Regions from separate parts of the Mus musculus genome. Here region 2 is linked to region 1. The links are chromatin loops, found by intact Hi-C in ENCODE. Cell type or tissue: heart. All regions are shown on one strand.

Evidence for each region. Peaks named below come from ENCODE experiments on the same cell type or tissue, not always from the same donor. Only the 100,000 strongest peaks of a DNase experiment are listed, where the experiment ranks them.
Region 2: it touches region 1 in a loop (2.6-fold over the local background); 9 of 42 quality-filtered maps call a loop at or near these places.

What each region holds. Positions count from the first base shown.
Region 1 is chr17:75,371,338-75,373,837 of GRCm38, reverse strand. The region is part of intron 31 of Ltbp1 (latent transforming growth factor beta binding protein 1); the gene reads right to left. Among named protein-coding and RNA genes, the nearest start is that of Rasgrp3, 63 kb to the left of the region's middle. In heart, a CTCF peak has its summit at 1,280 (motif pointing left); no DNase peak of the experiment used is centred here.
Region 2 is chr17:75,088,058-75,090,557 of GRCm38, reverse strand. All of the region lies in intron 3 of Ltbp1 (latent transforming growth factor beta binding protein 1), which reads right to left. Among named protein-coding and RNA genes, the nearest start is that of Ltbp1, 84 kb to the right of the region's middle. In heart, a CTCF peak has its summit at 1,643 (motif pointing left); a DNase peak (open chromatin) is centred at 1,557.

The DNA of each region.
Region 1 (2,500 bases):
GGGGCTGGAGAGAGCACGATTGCCTCGTGTCTTGGCTCTTGATTCTCCAATAACTGCCTGAGTCAATCTTGGATTTTCTCTACCCAGTGACCTCGGGTGGCCTAAAATGATGATTCTACAGACTGCAGATGTAAGAGGGCCAGTGTATGAACGCTTTCTTCAGAGTGAAGTTCTCCTTCCTGCCCCTGGGTACTATGGATGTGGACTGTGTTTAAAAGAGCTGTGGACTGGGGAAAACCTTGGGATTTCAGTTTGAAAGGTATTTGCTCTAAGAATTAGGACCTTAGGTTGAAAGAGAGTTAAATTAATTTGAATAAGTGAGTGAACAGTATTTAAATATACAAAGAAATTCAAATTACTTATATGTTCTTGAGATAGGGCATCTAGACCAGGCTGCCTTGCACTCGCTATGGAGGACGAGGATTATTTTGAACGCCCTCAGCCTCCTGCCTTTACACCCCTAGTGTTCAGGTCACAGCAGTGCAACTCCATGCTGGGTTTATGTGGTGCTAGGAATCCAACCCAGGGCCTTTCGTTTGGCAGACATGTTCTCTACCAACTGAGCCTCATCCTCAGCCGCTGTATTTAAGCTTGACCTCTCTGATATTAATAAGGCTGTTTAAATATTAAAAATTTTAAGAGCTGTGGGCTATCTTATCAGCTACAGAACTTTCGAGACATCAAGCGGACAATTTATAAGGGAAGGCTTAACAATTTATGACAATGTTAGGACTTATGTACAGCAGGACATATAATGTCTTCCTTGAGACAGAAACAAGAAGAAAGAATAAATGCATTTTCTAGGAGGTTGTTTTAGGGTGAAATGCTGTATATATTCAAGTTAACCGCTTAGAGTCTAGGTTTTACATTTTGTAGATCTAATACATCGAGTGTTCGCTTCAAAAGCTGTCATTAGCTGGCCCTCTACAGGCATGAAGCCTCCCTCGTAGCTCACACGGTGCACTGGTAGAGAAGCCCGCAGGGCACAAGGGAAGCTTCTTTGTCAGCATGCAGAGCTATTGGGGCCATACCCGTTCCTAAATGCTCTGGCACCCTTAAGAGCTCTTCCTAAACTCCCTTGAATGCCCACCTTGAATACTGGTTTGGATGCTTGCCTCCCTTCAAAGAGATGCTGGCACTGTATAACAAGGTAACCATGTAGAACCGGAATGAACTCAACTTATTTTCTAGAAGGGGATTTAATAATAATCACTTAACATAGGGGTATTTACTGTCCTACAACCCAGGCAGTAGCACAGCTAGCACCTGATCGCCACCTTGAGGCAGGTGTTGGTACTGCCATTCTACGCTGGAAGAACCAGGCTAACAGATGTATAGACATAATTCTTTATTGAATGTTGTTTTACAACCACCCCATTGTAAAAAGAAAGCTTTTTTTTTTTTTGCTTTATGGGAGGGGTGATGTTTCATTTTCTAAATAAATACAACAATCTCTCAGTGAGGAACAGTAAAAATTGCAGGCCAGCCATTCCACACAGCATATAATTTCCCTGGACACCAACATTCAACCCCACAGAAGTGAACCCTGCCTTCATGGAATACTTCCAACTCAGCTTAGAAGGCTTGCATGAGCTTCTAGCTTAGCCATCCTCCATTCTACCTGGATCGCAGTTACTTTTCGGGAATCACAGTGTACAGAACATGTGGCCAAAAGGCTGCATGCGCTCACACTAAGACAGGATTAAATTGTCATTAGTTCACAGAGAGCTCTTAATTTTAGATACAGGAGATTTGAAAGCATGTGCCTAGTGCAGCGGGGAGAACCAGTCGTCGAACCAGAGTGGGATCCTGGGTCTCCTAAGAAAACGCGGTGGCCCTCTGCTGTGCTTCCCAAATGGGATGTTCCCGAGTTATTATTAACATTCTCTGGAAAGACATTTCTTGGAAAAGCCCTTACGCCATCAACGCTGAAAGGGTTTTTACAACTATTGCCCAGTTACAATATTTTTTCAAGTGTCGCCTGCAAGTCAAATGTCTGTCTTCCTTCTCACCTCAGGACTGTTACACAACAGCTCACACTGGGATCTTTGAGAACGTGGGAGAGCCAGGCCATGCGAGGATGTGGAAGTCACGGGCTCAGTCATCTCTAAGGCAGAGTCTAAATTCTTTTACTTGGGTAAAACCATATAAAAAGGTGGTGCTAGATTAGATTTACAGCATTTTGACACAGGGAAAGTATCATGCGTATATTTAGGAGACAGATTTAGGAATAAAACACCCTAGTTCACAATTCTGTCTTTCCAAACATAAATTGTGAACACGTCACAAACTTTTTGGCCTACTATAGAGAGTATGTTTGGTAAATAACAAAATGAAGGAAGAAATGTATAGTTTTAAATACATTTAAATTTAAATATAAAGTTTAGATTGAAGTTGAAAGTGAAAACAGGAGAATGATATACAATTTAGATTTGCATCTCAGGAAATGGATCTCTCTTCTTGTCAACCCGAGAAGCACATAACTTACTGGCCATAACAC
Region 2 (2,500 bases), 280 kb after region 1:
ATAGGTACTAACTTGGGGTTATCGATAGAAAGTAGATTCTAATTGCATAGAGGGGAGGTATCTACCTAGCTCTTGTGTTGTTTAAGGCTTGTTGTAAATATAAAGGTTGTGTGTGTGTTTTATCCAGAAACTAATTGGTCAAAGCCTGGGTAGAAACCCCAGGTCAGGATTAAAAATTTCTACAACATTTGACCCCTATTTCAGTTTATATATAAAAAAAAAACTTTTTGTAAAAACAATTTGCAATGCAAGATTTGTGTTAAAATGTTCACTATAACTATACAGCAAATGGTCAGACACTGCAAGGGCCCAGCTATTCATCACAAGAAATAATGTTAGCCCTCTCCTACACATGTGATTTACCAGATGGGAACTGATTTTACTTAGTTAAAACCCAAATGCTGGGTAACAAAATACTGTAGAACCATGTTCTAAAATATGTAAATATCTGTGAAGTAGGTATGATTGGCAGGAAATCCTTCCTGGGAAAGAACAGGATAAGGGGCTCAGGAAGAGTTACATAGTATTGCCTAGAAAGATATGACCAACATTTCTAGGTCTCACATAGGAAGGAGATATAAGAGCACAGTGTTTGTGCTATCCTTATACACTATGTACCTGCTTATAGGTAGCATATGTTTGAACAAGAAAAAACTAAAATACAGAGCCATGATATTAAAAAAAAGCCAAGCACATATACAAAACAAATGAATGCAAAATATACCCTGTGTGAACTCTGGTCTAACAAAAGGTCTAGGAGAAGCTAGCACAGAGCTGATGCTGACCCCTCAGGGACTCCTAAATGCTTACAGTGATCAGGGCTTGGGTTTCTAAATCATTTTCCATTCTTTATAACACATTAAATAATCTAAAGTGTGACACTTAATATAGAAAAGTGCAAATGAGTGGACTAGAGAGGGATTTGGTGTCTGCCTCTTCTTGGTTCTCCTCTCCAAAAGTAAATTCTTTTCTAGACTTAAAATTCAAACCCTAGGGTGTGGGGTGTGGATCAGTGACTGAGTAGTGCGTGCAGAGCCCCCAGCTCAGCTCCATTCATTCATATTCTGAATATGCACATGGCAGAGCTCAAGGAAGCCCTTTTGGCATTCTGGTCTGGGTGTGTATTTTACCGCTCTGTTTTCAAATACTTTCCTAGAACCCACTTCAGATATACCAGATACACTTCTTTCTCACCTCCACAGCGAGGCACTTAGCTAGTTAGACATGTGCAAATAATATATATATACACATATATATCCATATCAACACATACACGCAAAATTCATTATTAAATGAAATGACACAACCAAATCCATATAAATCGCATGGGGCCTGCATTAAACTCATTTGTTTCTAATTTCTTTTCTCCATTAGGAACATGTTGCTAAAATCACAAGAGAATAAAGCATTGCTCATATGAATTAATTCCTAGCATCTGCAACAGGGGAATTGAAGGTCGGCAGTGGTATCCAAAGAAAGGCAATTACCCGCAGTGAGGAAAGGAGGTGGTTCAAGGCTGCGCTGCCAAGAAATGACAGATTCTAGTGGACTCAAACCACCCTCTTCGAATTTTGGCATCCTACAGTATAAAAAAAATAATAAGACAGGGGAACACCGAAAAGCCAAGCTTGCCACCTGCTGCCCGACAGCGAAATCTTACTTAAGCAAATCGCACCCATCCACGCTTTCTAAGGCAGCCCCTTTGTACGCTGACTGTTGTGGGTGTTCACACACTGTGTGTATATCCAGCAGTTCTCGCTACTTTTTTTCTTTTTTCTTTTTAAAGAAAGGGTCAAATCTAACTTCTCTTTTTACCAGATAGATACTATTTCCAGTTCTATACATAATCCTCTAAAACCAGAGTGGCTCAAAAAAGAAAGGAGGAGGAGGGAGAAGAGAAGAAGGGGGAGGGGAAGGAGGAGGTAGGGGGAGGAGGGGGAGAAGGGAAAGGAGGAAGAGGAGGAAGAGGAGGAGGAGGAGGAGGAGGAGGAGGAGGAGGAGGAGGAGGAGGAGGAAGGAAAGAAAATAAAATGAAAAAAAAAAGCTTCCAAACTGTTACCCACACTGTGTGTATAATGAATTGAGCGAGCTGCAGTTGTGTTTATTACAGTACCCAGATCAGGGAGGAATGTCTTTGAAAATGTGCCAGCATTGTCCTACGCCCCCATGGCCTGTCATCATTCCAACATGATATAGAATACTAAATCCATTCTGGGATTCATGCAGACGTTAACATCCCAACATTAAAGCACAACGGCATTAAGCAGGTTCATAAATAGTTTATTTTAAATGCATTCACATAATGAAACTCTCAGTAGCAGTTCAGCTGACCCAAAAGGGGAAGAAGAAAAAAACCTCTCAATAATTCCACCATTGTGCTAAGTATTAGCTTTCCACAGTGAAACTTCCAACAATCTTAGCTGCACTAACTCTCACCAGTGTTTTCAAAGGCTCTTGGTAGATCCAGGACTCATCTCTAATTTCACTGATTCTAAGACAT